2 separate regions of the Homo sapiens genome follow, and region 1 is linked to region 2. The links are chromatin contacts, found by Hi-C in ENCODE. All regions are on one chromosome and are shown on one strand. Each heading gives the region's core, a stretch centred on a gene start or an enhancer-like site at or near the end of the contact. The rest is flanking DNA. Distances are from core to core; before and after follow the strand shown.

Region 1 (6,631 bases), core at 1,134-3,633, 6.8 Mb after region 2:
CCTCATCCTCCCAAGGAGCTGGGATTACAAGCACGTGCCACCACGCCCGACTAATTTTTTGTATTTTTGGTAGAGACAGGGTTTCACCATGTTGGCCAGGCTGGTCTTGAACTCCTGACCTCAGGTGATCCGCCCGCCTCAGCCTCCCAAAGTGCTGGGATTAAAGGCATGAGCCACCGTGCCTGGACAATAATTACTTTCTAACTGGGCCTTGAAAAAGGTGGTTTTTGGCCTCGGAAAATTAGGAGTTGTGAGCAATTTATGAAAATTTTGCATTTTCCTTTTTCAATGTCACTAGTCAGATAAAATATTTTATATTAGTATTAGTCAATTTTTCTTCTCTTTTTTTTTTGAGATGGAGGTGTGCTCTTGTCGTCCAGCTACTCCACAGGCTGAGGCAGGAGAAGTGTTTGAACCCGGGAAGCGAAGGTTGCAGTGAGCCAAGATCCTGCCACTGGATGCCAGCCTGGGCGACAGAGCGAGACTCCATCTCAAAAAAGAAGAAAAAAAAAAGGAACGAAAACCACAGACTTGAAACTAAATTCTTATCTGAGAAATGCTTTACCTTTGTATTCAAATTAGTGATGTAGGGATCCCTATCAGAAACAGAGCGGACAGACTATTAGCAAGACAGCATAAGTAAATCTTTATGCTACAAATTTTGGAATAAATTTATCAACCATTCCAGCTCCAAACAGGTTTCTAAAACAATGAGCTAATGAGACAAGAGCCATCACTGATCTACGCAATCGAAGCAGAGGAGCAGTCAGTGTATCAAACATTTGGGCGTAAAGAAAATTGTTGGCCTGGCGCGGTGACGCACGACTGTAATCTCAGCACTTTGGGAGGCTGAGGCGGGTGGATCACTTGAGGTCAGGAGTTTGAGACCAGCCTAACGTGGCGAAACCCTGTCTCTACTAAAAATACAAAACTCAGCTGGAGGTGGTGACGGGCGCCAGTGAACCCAGCTACTCGGGAGGCTGAGGCAAGAGAATCGCTTGAATCTGGGAGGTGGCGCTTGCAGTGAGCCGAGATCACGCCGCTGCACTCCAGCCTGGGCGACAGAGCGAGGCTCCGTCTCAATAAAAAGAAAAAAAAAAAAAAAGAAAATTGTTTTTCCCCTGCAATAATTGTGCTGAAGTAGCACAAATGGCCGAAACATTCATGGGCAGGTTTCCCAGTTATTTCAAGTCCGTTTGAGTTAGGGCTCATTTCAGCAAGCACACACATGAATGATCCAATACAAACTTTAGCAGAACTTCTGTTGAGTCCAGAAGACTTTATCTTACTTGTTTTGGGGAAATAGCTGAATCTTCAAAGTTATGATTGTTTTATCTAGTAAAAAAATCTAGATCTGGCGCTTTAATTTTTTTTTTTTTTTTTTTTTTTGAGGTGGAGTTTTGCTCTGTCGCCCAGGCTGGAGTGCAGTGGCGCGATCTCGGCTCACTGCAACCTCTGCCTCCCAGGTTCAAGCGATTCTCCTGCCTCAGCCTCCCGAGTAGCTGGGATTACATGCGCATGCCGCCACGCCTGGCTAATTTTTTGTACTTTTAGTAGAGATGGGATTTCACCGTGTTAGCCAGGATAGTCTCGATCTCCTGACCTCGTGATCCGCCCTCCGGCATGAGCCAACGCGCCCTGCCTGGTGCTTTAATTTTAATAAGCGCTTCTGTTTTAATTTTACTTCGGAGTTCTCAGTAACGGTCCATTTAGTAAACTAAAGGCCTCCCCATTTGGGGTCTCAACGATGCACGCAGATGGGAGATAAACTTAAGGCCACCGAGACGCTTAAGCGACACGTGCCTGGCTTCTGCAGCAAGCGGCCGACCTGCCCGCCGGACCCGCCGGGCCACCCCCGCCTCGGTGTCCCGCAGGCCTCCCCTCCCGGCTGCATGCAATCCCTAGGGCAAAGGCTACTCGCGGGTCCTCCCGCTACTTAAGGGGGAGAAGCGGCCGCAGAGCCAGGGATCCCAACAGAAATAAGAAGGGGGCAGGGTCCGCGCTCGCTCCGCCCCGGTGGCTCAGGAGCGGTGCCCCGGCGTCCTCCGTGTCCCGCTGGGCCCGGGACAAGCAGCCCAGGCGGGGAGGGAGCAGCCGCCCACGTGCCCGCCGCGCTTACCCGAGAGCAGAGCGGGTCCAGTGCGCAGCGTACGGACGGCGCCCACCCCCAGCTGCCAGGGCCTCGGCGGGCAGGGCGCGGCGGGTGACGGGACCGCGCGCAGGGTGCAGAGCAGGGCCCGCACGCTCCGCACCACTCGCAGCGCCATGTTCGCAGGGGTGCGGGGGTCGCAGCGCTACGCCTCGGCCACCCGCGCCGGGAGGCGGGGCGGGGAGGGGCAGTTCGCGGCCGGAGGGAGCCGGCTGGATGGAGGCGCGGAGGCGGTGCCGCGGGGGCGGGACAGAGCCTGACTGGGCAGAGCGTGGAGGGCGGAGACTCCCAGGCGAGGGGGCGAGGCAGGGTCTGATTGGCCAGCACGCGGAGACTGGGGACTCCAGGGCCTGGCGCGACCTCGGATACGGCGACGCGAAAGAGGGGCGTGGGCATGGGGAAGAACCTGAGGCCCGGAAGAGGCAGCACCGAGAGGCGGAGACTAGCGCGGCGGGCCTGGGTATGATTGGGCTGCCCGCAGGAGGGGGGCGGGGCCTAGCCCCAGACTGGGTTCCTTTCCACATGTGTATCTCTTTTACTGCCTCTGTCATAAGTTTTCAAAGGTGGTTTCACCACCTCACGAAGGAATTCAAGAACAAGTCGGAAAGTCGTGAAAGTACAGAGGTTTACTGCAAAGTACACACTGAAGAAAGGGCGGACTCAAAAGAGGGCCACACAATGGGGCTTGGGGTTTCCATCTTTATGGGTTTCTTTGAGAAATGGAATATACACAAAGGTTTCTGGAATAAGGTGGAGACTTGTCAGAACTGTGGTGCCACCCATTTTTACACCAAATATGGGTGTTCCCGGAATTGTTGTGGTGCCGGTGGGTGTGTGACTTAGTATGTTAATGAGTCCTAGGTGAAGCCTAGGTCAAAGCCACACCACGTTGGGTCCAGTTGGTTTTAGCCAGGTTGACCCACACCCTGGTTTTTCAGGGTCTTAGCCCATAGCTTGTGCAGCTATTTCAACAGTTTCCTTTTGTTAGACAGAACTGCAGCCTGGAAGTTTCTATTCTCCTTCAACTGCTCTGTAACGTTCCTGTCTCAAAGAGCCCCAGGGACCCCAAACAGGACCGGCAGAATCCAGAAGCTTACTTAAAAAGGAATAAAGACTTGTCCAAGGGTCATAAGTGGCTTCTTGGTGGAGACTGGACCCAAGCCAGTCACTAATGCAGAAATATTCAAAACGCAGAGAGCTGAGACCCAGTGTGCACAATTCCTTGTTTCATCGGCCAGCGGTGTGACCAAGGCCTTCCGAGAAAAGCCGAAGTCATCATCCCAATCCAAGAAGTCAGAAAAAAATTAGGTTCTGGGAAAAACCTCACCTTTAACACAGATTTTATGGAGTGGCCATGAGTCAGCAAAGAAATACTGTTCTGAAAAACACCTTAAGCTACACACACACCTTTAGTACTGTTACAGAAAGGGCTCCCAATCCAGACCCCAAGAGAGGGTTTTTGGACCTCATGCAAGAAAGAATTTGGGGAGAGTCTATAAAGTGAAAGCACGTTTAATAGAGAAGTAAAGAAAAAAAAGAATGGCTTCTTCGTAGACAGAGCAGCAGTATGGCTTCTCGACTAAGTGTACTTATAGTTATTTCTTGATTGTATGCTAAACAAGGGGTGGATCATTCAAGAGTTCTCCAGAAAAGGGGCAGGGATTTCCTAGAACTAACGGTTCCTCCGCTTTTTGGACTATAGGGTAACTTCTCTGGACGTTGCCATTGCATTTGTGAACTGTCATGACGCTGGTGGGAGTTGTTTTTTTTTTAACATGCTAATGCATTATAATTAGCGTATAATGAGCAGTGAGACCTACCAGAGGTCGCCATCTTGGTTTTGGTGAGTTTTGGCCAGCTCCTTTACCGCATCCTATTTTATCAGCAGGGACTTTGTGACCTGTATCTTGTGCCAACCCTAGCTCATCCTGTGACTAAGTGAGGCAGGTGAATCACTTGAGGTCAGGAGTTCGAGACCAACCTGGCCAACATGGAGAAACCCCCGTCTCTACTACAAATCCAAAGTTTAGCCAGGCATGGTGGCAGGTGCCTGTAATCCCAGCTACTCAGGAGGCTGAGGCACGAGAATCACTTGAGCCTGGGAGGCAGAGGTTGCAGTGAGTCGAGATCACGCCACTGCACTCCAGCCTGGGTGACAGAGCGAGACTCTGCTTCAGAAAAAAATACAAATAAAAAGAATGCCTAACCTCCTGGGAATGCAGCCCACCAAGTCTCAGCCTCATTTTACCCAGCCCATATTCAAAATGGAGTTGTTCTTGTTCAAACACCGGAAACAGTACCATAGGGTGCACACCATGGAGTGTGTGTGTGTTTGGGGAGCCCATACGTTGTTGCACTGAGCTTCTGCCCTGCTATGAACTTAGGGTTGCCACCACATCTGTGCAGTGGCTTGCAAGGGCCGTCATGCCCACTTTCTTTTGAGCAAATCATTCCCATCTATTGAGCCTTTGCTATGTGCCTGGCACTATGCACACATCTTTTTAATCCTCTCCAAACCTCTTTCTGGCAGGTGTTACACTCATTTCATAGATGAGGCTCAGAGGTGAAGGCACTTCCGAGGAGTGGGATCGGGGAGGCGTTTTTGTGGCTTAAGTAGCTCCTAGGTGGCAGTAGTAGACCTTGGCCTCTACACTGATTAGAAAGCAACTCTTCTTTTTTTCTTTTTTTTTTTCGAGACGAAGTCTAGCTCTGTCGCCCAAGCTGGAGCGCAGTGGCGTGATCTTGGCTCACTGCAACCTCTGCCTCCCGGGTTCAAGCAATTCTCCTGCTTCAGCCTCCCGAGTGGCTGGGACTACAGGACCACGTGCCACCACGCCCGTCTAATTTTTGTATGTTTAGTAGAGATGGGGTTTCACTATGTTGGCCAAGCTGGTCTCGAACTCCTGACCTTGTAATCCACCCACCTCGGCCTTCCAAAGTGCTGGGATTACAGGCATGAACCACCGTGCCTGGCCAGCAATTGCTCTTAAGCTCTGCTCCGCTTGCTTTCGTTTGGGATGCTGACTGGATCACGCTGGTCTACCCTGCACTACAGATCTTGGCTACCTTCTCTAATGTCAAGATGTTGTTTTCTATTGTTGTTTCATTACAAGACAGTGCAGCATCGTGCCACTTACACCCTAACATATTTATTCTCAGCTTCACTAACTCATGTGATGGGAAGAAAAAGATCACACATCAACATCAACATATGGGCTACAAAAAGGCCCTTCCACCAAAAAATATGACATGTGTTTTTCTTTTGGTAAAAAGCATTGAAGACAGTCAAAATTTTTTTTCTTTTTCTACCTAGTAATCTTTGTAACCTCCTGGTTTGAGATTTTAAAGGTCATCTCGTTGCCCATTGAGTATAAGCTCTGGAAAATTCCAGGTGGTCATTTCTTCCAGGTGTTTTGAGAGGGGCCCATTCATCTCTTTGAGCTGATAGACATATTTTCCTCTTATAACAATACAGTAGACTGGGTGCGGTGGCTCATGCCTGTAATCCCAGCACTGTGGGAGGCCTAGGTAGGCAGATCACTTGAGGCCAGGAGTTCAAGACCAGCCTGGCCAACATGGTGAAACCCCGTCTCTACAAAAAAATACAAAAATTACCCAGGCATGCTCTTGTGTGCCTGTAGTCCCAGATACTGGGAAGCCTGAGACACAAGAATCATTTGATCTTGGGAGGCAGAGGTTTCAGTGAGCTGAAATCATGCCACTGCATTCCAGCCTGGGCAACAGAGCAAGACCCTGTCTCAAACAAACAAACAAACAAACAAAAAAACTTTTATAAACCAGTATTCCCCATATTTATTTGACCCAGAAACATTTTTGGAGGAATGACACCTGTTCTGGTTTGAATTGTGGCTCCTAAAGAGGTATGTCAAAGTCCTAAGTCCCAGTTCTTCAGATGTGACCATATTGGGAAACAGGATCCCTGCAGATGTATTATAATTAGTTCAGATGAGGTCACCCTGGACTAGGGTGGGCCCCTAATTCAATATGGCTGGTGTGCTGAGAAAAGGAGAAGGAACACAGGCTCCCAGCAAGCTTCTTCCCATCTGGGAGTGACACATCTAGAAGCCAAGGGACACCAAGGCTGGCTGGCCAACACCAAAAGCTGGAAGAGGCAAGAAGGATTCTTCCCTAGAGCCCTCAGAGGGAGCATGGCACTGCCAACATCTTTTTTCTTTCTTTTCTTTTTTTTTTTTGTGAGACGGAGTCATGCTCTGTCGCCCGGGCTGGAGTACAGTGGCACCACCTAGGCTCACTGCAACCTCCGCCTCCCGGGTTCAAGGGATTCTCCTGCCTCAGCCTCCTGAGTAGCTGGGACTACAGGCGCCCGCCACCACACCTGGTTAATTTTTGTATTTTTAGTAGAGACAGGGTTTCACCCTGTTGGCCAGGCTGGTCTCGAACTCCTGGCCTCAAGTGATCCGCACGCCTCGGCCTCCCAAAGTGCTGGGATTACAGGCGTGA
Region 2 (6,320 bases), core at 3,821-6,320:
GCTGGGCTCAGCTGGGCAGTTCTTCTGCTCCACATGCTATCTACTAGGGCTGGAATATCCACAGTGGTTTTTTCACTCTCATTTCTTGGGACCCTGCCTGTAATGGCTGGAATAGCTGGGGAATGGCCAAGCATTCCTCTTCTATTCCATATGGTCTCTCCTGCAAAGTAGCCAGATTTTTCTACATGACTCAGGGTTCCAAGAGTGGGCATTCCAAGAGAACAAGCTGCAACATGAGAGTGTTACTCAAGCCTCTGTTTGTATTACACTTGCTAATATCTCATGTGCCAGAGCAAGTCACATGCCCAAGCTCACAGTCAATTTTGGAGGAGATAACCAGGGCATGAAGGCCAGATGCATGATTCATTGGGGCCTGGCACATTTGATCATGGTGAGCATGTCTGACAGACTGAGCACACTTTCTGACACCATATGGGATATTATACAGGATTTACATTTATTATTTGCTTATAGTCTATCTCCTCTAACAAGACTATAAGTTCAAAGAGGGCAAGAGCTTTGTTTTGTTTATTCCTATATAACCAGTATTTAGAAGAGTGGCACAGAGTTAAATTGTTAAGTGAGTATTGAGAAAAACATCAGAGATACTGGTTATAGAAGACTGCCAAAGTTTACAGTGCAAAAGAGTCATTATCTAAGTGGAAAAATTAAAGATTCTAGAAACACCGTTGGCACAGCTTTTGCCCTTTCCAGGCCTACAGAGGCTGATGGAGAATGATGTTGTAGCTGGGCCTCTGAGTAGATGAAGGCATCTATTATGAAGAAATCAAATCCATTCTATGCAGCTATTAATGATGATGTAGACCTAGATTTGCTATAAGGAAGTGTGTTAATGATAAATTATTAACTCAAAAGAGCAAATTTCAGAACTTTATGTAGAGTTAAACTCCATTTGCATTTTTTTTTTTTTTGAGATGAAGTCTCACTCTGTCACCCAGGCTAGAGTGCAGTGGCAGGATCTTAGCTCACTGCAACCTCCGCCTCCCAGGTTCAAGTGATTCTCCTACCTCAGCCTCCCAAGCAGCTGGGATTACAGGCACCGACCATCATGCATGGCTAATTTTTTTTTGTATTTTTAGTAGAGATGGGGTTTCCTCATGTTGGCCAAGCTGGTCTCCAACTCCTGACCTTGTGATCAGCCCGCCTCGGCCTCCCAAAGTGCTGGGATTACAGGCGTGAGCCGCAGCGCCGAGCCCATTTGCATATTTTGAAAGCTATGCATACAGATGCCAAAAGATACATCTTTAAAAAACTTTCCGAAAGATTCGCCAGAAACTAGTAGCCAGTGACTACCTTTAAGGAGAGGAACTAGGGTTCACCTAAGAAAAGTGAGGGAGACTTGAAGCTCAGTAACAGGTTCATGGGCTTTATTATACTATTTTCCCTACTCTTGCACAGGGTAGGGATTTTCCATTAAAAAGGGTGTTTTAAAAATATGTCTGGGGCTGGGCACCATGGCTCACGCCTATAATCCTAACACTGTGGGAGGCCAAAGCAGGAGGATCATTTGAGCCCAGAAGTTCAAGGCTTCAGTGAGCTAATGATTGCACCACTGCACTCCAACCTTGGTGACAGAGTGAGACCCTAACTCTTTTAAAAAAATAACAAATTAAAAATGTTAAAATAAGGCTGGGCACAGTGGCTCATGCCTGTAATCCCAGCACCAGCCTGGCCAACAGGATGAAACCCCGTCTCTACTAAAAATACAAAAATTAGCCAGGCGTGGTGGCGGGCACCTCTAATCCCAGCTACTAGGGAGGCTGAGGTGGGAGAATCGCTTGAACCCAGGAGGTGTTGGTTGCAGCAAGCTGAGATCTGGGCAACAAGAGTGAAACTCAGTCTCAATCAATCAATCAATCAATAAAATAAGTCTGGCTGCAGAGTGGAGGATGGAGATGGGAGAAGGTCAAAACTGGAAGGCAAAAAGAGAAATTAGGAAGCTAATGCTGAAATCCCTTAAGAAATACAGCACTTTAGGCCAGGCGCGGTGGTTCACGCCTATAATCCTAGCACTTTGGGAGGCTGAGGCAGGCAGATCACAAAATCGAGACCATCCTTCCTGGCCAACATGGTGAAACCCTGTCTCTACTAAAAATACAAACAAATTAGCTGGGCATGGTGGCATGCGCCTATAGTCCCAGCTGCTTGGGAGGCTGAGGCAGGAGAATCACTTGAACCTGGGAGACGGAGGTTACAGGGAGCCGAGATTGTGCCACTGCACTCCAGCCCGGTGACAGAGTAGGACTCCGTCTCAAAAAAAAAGCACTTTGGGCCAGGGTTAATCTTAGTTTTCTGTATGTGGTACGATTTCAGGTGATTTTAATTTATTTCAATTAATTAATTATTTGTGACAAGGTCCTACTGTTCGGAAGGGTCATGAACTCCTGGGCTCAAGTGATCCTCCAACCTCAGCCTTCCAAGTATCTGGGATTACAGGCACAGGCCACCATGCCCAGCTCTATATTCATTTTTATTTATCTGAATAGTGTCATTTTTCCACAATGATCATGTGTAACTAGAATAATTTTTTAAGCTCATAGTCAGTTTCACACTGCTTCAGTGAGTCAGGATTGGAGACACCCAATAAGCTTCGAAACAGCTTGCTTAGGCTTAGTACAACTGCAAAGTGAACTCAGTGTGAAATAAAATATATCACTTTCTAAAGTTTGAAATTTAGTATCTTAATAAAATTAATGCAATTCTTTTGCCTAAGACTGCTGCAAGCAGGCACACCAACCAATTAGGAACTGGGGTCACAGAAACCTGGCTTGATCCTGACCAGCAATGTGATCTTGGAAAGATCCTTCCCAATGTCTGAGCCTTATTGTCATCTTCCATTTCACTATCATAACTAATTATTCATTTATATAGTAATTACTGAATGTCTCCTATGTGCCAGGCACTTTTCAAGACAATGATAATATAAAAGTAAACTAGGGGCCAGGTGCAGTGGCTCACACCTATAATCCCAGCACTTTGGGAAGCCAAGGCAGGCAGATCACTTGAGTTCAGGAGTTCCAGATAAGCCTGGCCAACACAGTGAAACTCCATCTCTACTAAAAATAGAAAAATTAGTGGGGCATGGTGGCGCTCACCTGTAGTCCCAGCTACTTGGGAGGCTGAGGTATGAGAATCGCTTGAACCTGGGAGGTGAAGGTTGCAGTGAGCCAAGATTGTGCCACTGCATTCCGGACTGGGTGACAGAGCGAGACTGTCTCTCATTTATTTAAAAAAAAAAAAAAAAGTAAACAGGAGTTTACAAACTAAACAAGAGCTTACATTCTAATGAGAGACAAAGAATGAACAGAATAAGTAAATTCTACAAACTATTCACAAGTGGTAAAAACTATGGAGAAAACTAAAGCAGAAACACATTAGGGGGAGAAAGACAAAATTTTTTCAAAGCGTGAGAAAAAGCCCACCTCGAGAGCAACATTTGAGCAACAATTTTCATTTGTAATGAGAAAATACCGACTTCGTAAGGTTGTTACAAGCCTTGTTAACACAGCATGGGCCTCACCTGAAAGCTTGTTAGAAGCTCAGAATTTCAGGTCCCATCTCAGACCTACAGAATCAGAATCTGAATTTTAACAAGGTCCCCTGGTGATTTGTAAGCATATCAAAGTTTGAGAAGCATTAATTAAAAGGATTAAATATTTGCGTCTGAACCAGGGCTGGCATATTATAGGCACTCAATAGATTCAATAATTCTTAGTTTTCTTTCCCCATTAACATAACCCTTATATCTTTCTAGTTATAATTAAGAATGAATGGCCAGGCACAGTAGCTCACACCTGTAATCCCAGCAGTTTGGGAGGCTGAGGTGGGAGGATTGCTTGAGGCTGGGGGTTTAAGACCAGCTTGGACAACATAGTGAGACACCAACTGTACCAAAAAAAAAAATGAAAAAATAAAGATAGCATTGAGTCTCTTCAATTAATTATGAATATTAAGCATATCCTGCCATTTACTTCCTTGCAGATCTAGCAGAAAATCTGAAAATAAAGCCAAGTTGCAGACAGAAGACAAAGATAAATTCACATGCAGACAAATTCAAACTCCTGACTACATTAATGTCTCTCATTGGTGGCCAAATTTCAGTCTAATCTTTGCTAATGTTTTTCACCACCCACAAATAAGAGAGACTGAGTGTGTCCCTTGACATTTGGAGATCAGGAAGTCCACCTTAAAAAGACAAGAGGCCAAAATGTTGGGAAAATCCTCTGGTGATAAAGGGAAAGCAAAAATTGTTTAAAAACAGAACAAAATATAAGTAAATAATTCAGGTTGCTTAAGTACTGTTTTCGTTTACAGAAACAGCAACTTCAAATGAGACGATATAAACCTGTATGATTTTTCTTATAATTTGCCTCCTGCAAATAAGCTTAAGTCTTTGTCTACCTTAGTCTTCTCTTTCCTAGCTACATATCACAACATACTTCCTTACTGCCTTCCTTCCGTCTTTTCTTCAACGCTTCTGTAAATTTTGATTTCAAAAGCAACGGCACAATTGCGTTCTTCTAGCCCTAGTTACGCAGTAATATAACGACAGGTGGAAACCTGCAGGTTGCCACGTTCATTGCAAAGTGTCCACAGTAAAGATAAAGGAGAAATTCCCCCGGCAATGAAAACGAGAATGAGATAAATTACCAAATTACATTAAAAGCGTGCTCTTATGTTAGAGATTTAAAGTTCCTCTCAGAAATCGCGGAGGATTTTGACCTGAAGCAAAAGTGAACTTCTTCCGGGTGGTAGAAAAGTAAACTGTCAACTATTTACTTTGGGGGGGTGGCGGGGGGAGGGTGCTGGGAAGGAATTGAGGCGAAAAGCCTCTGCAGGTGACGGTACAGGCCAATACCAGGAGGTCAAGTCGCCGGTGTCCCTTCGGCCCTTAAGTCCAGGGAAACGCACGGCGAGGGACGAGGGGCGATTCCCGCCTTTCTCCAGCCCTTTCTCCGCCCACAAATGACGGCGGTGGCGAAGATCCGGGCCCGCCGCGCGAGGCACTCTGGGAGCGGAAGAAGGAGGCCGCGCGAGGGCTGACGAACCGGAAGAAGAGGAACTGGGCCTGAAAGGGTACCGGTGACCGCTACTGCTGCCGGTGTTTGCGTGTGGCAGGGAGCCAGGCCTGGCGAGCGGGGTGTGTCGCGATGCCGGAGCTGGCAGTGCAGAAGGTGGTGGTCCACCCCCTGGTGCTGCTCAGTGTGGTGGATCATTTCAACCGGTGAGCGAGCGCCCTATAGCTGGGCCGGCGGCGCAGCCGCTGCTGAGTCACGGGCACGCTGGAGATGGCGCGGCGGCCGCGGACGAGCTGGGGACGCAGATAGGGCGGCTGGTGACCCTTACTTGTTCACGAGTCCAGACCAGCGTCGGCTCACGATGCCGGAGTCATCCAGCCTCCCGCCCCTGCCCCAGCCGCCGCCACTTCGGGGCCTTGGCTGCCTGTTCCGTTTAGCCTGTTTGTTTTACAGAGTTCCCTTTCCGAGTTCGTTTTGCCGAAGTTCGTTTTACCGAAATCTGGATGATGCTGGGGGTCGGGAGATGCGGCTAGCTTTAGTTGGCCCTGACCCCCGCCCCCAAGCTCGTGTCTGTCACTTCGTTTTGAAGTTCGTTTTGCCGAAATCTGGATAAAGCCAGGGTGGGGCGGAGGCGGGCTAGCTTCATTTGGCTCTGACCCCCGACCCCAGGGTCGTATCTTCATTTGACTCAGTTGATTTCACTGAAATGTGAATAATGCAAAGTGACTGATGTCTGGATGATGCTTGGGTGGGGCGGAGTGGGCTAGCTCCATTTAGCCCCGCCCCAAGGCTATGTTTATCTTCGTTTGACCGAATTGGTTTCACCGAAATATGGATGATGCTGGAGTGGGGTGCAGGGTGGCTACCTTCATTTGGCCCTGACCCCGGCCCCAGGGTCGTATTTATGTTTATCCTCGTTTAACCAAGTTGATTTCACCGAAATGTGAATGATGCAAAGTGAATGATGCCTGGATGATGCCGGAGTGGGGCTAAGGGGGCTAGCTTCAATTTGGCCCTGACCCCCGCCCCCAGGGTCGTATCTATGTTTGTCTTCATTTGACCGAGTTCCTGTTATCGAAATCTGGATGATGCTCAGCACCCCGAAGGGCTTCCTGGATCAGCTGTGGTTTTAACCCATTAACATTTTTAAATGGGAATCTGATTAGACTCCGTCTCAAAAAAAAAAATGTATATATAGATGAGGTTTCAGTTTTTATTTAAAACACGAGGCCGAGCATGGTGGCTCACGCCTGTAATCCCAGCATTTTGGGAGGCTGAGAC

Evidence for each region. Hi-C counts contacts between places; a loop is a spot of excess contacts on that map. Pooled maps may share reads with other maps.
Region 1: a loop to region 2 is called in a pooled map, with 12 times the contacts of the local background. The contact joins the promoter of GCSH here to the promoter of PSMD7 in region 2. A Hi-C loop is called at or near these places in 6 of 50 pooled maps.

Annotation. Positions count from the first base shown.
Region 1 is chr16:81,094,012-81,100,642 of GRCh38, forward strand. It overlaps GCSH (glycine cleavage system protein H), which reads right to left and starts at 2,384. Exons shown (of 5, transcript NM_004483.5): 1 at 2,120-2,384. The coding sequence starts at 2,267. RefSeq lists silencers at 1,801-2,470, 2,621-2,720.
Region 2 is chr16:74,291,744-74,298,063 of GRCh38, forward strand. It overlaps PSMD7 (proteasome 26S subunit, non-ATPase 7), which reads left to right and starts at 5,071. Exons shown (of 7, transcript NM_002811.5): 1 at 5,071-5,245. The coding sequence starts at 5,172. RefSeq lists enhancers at 4,304-5,195, 4,986-5,295, 5,196-6,085.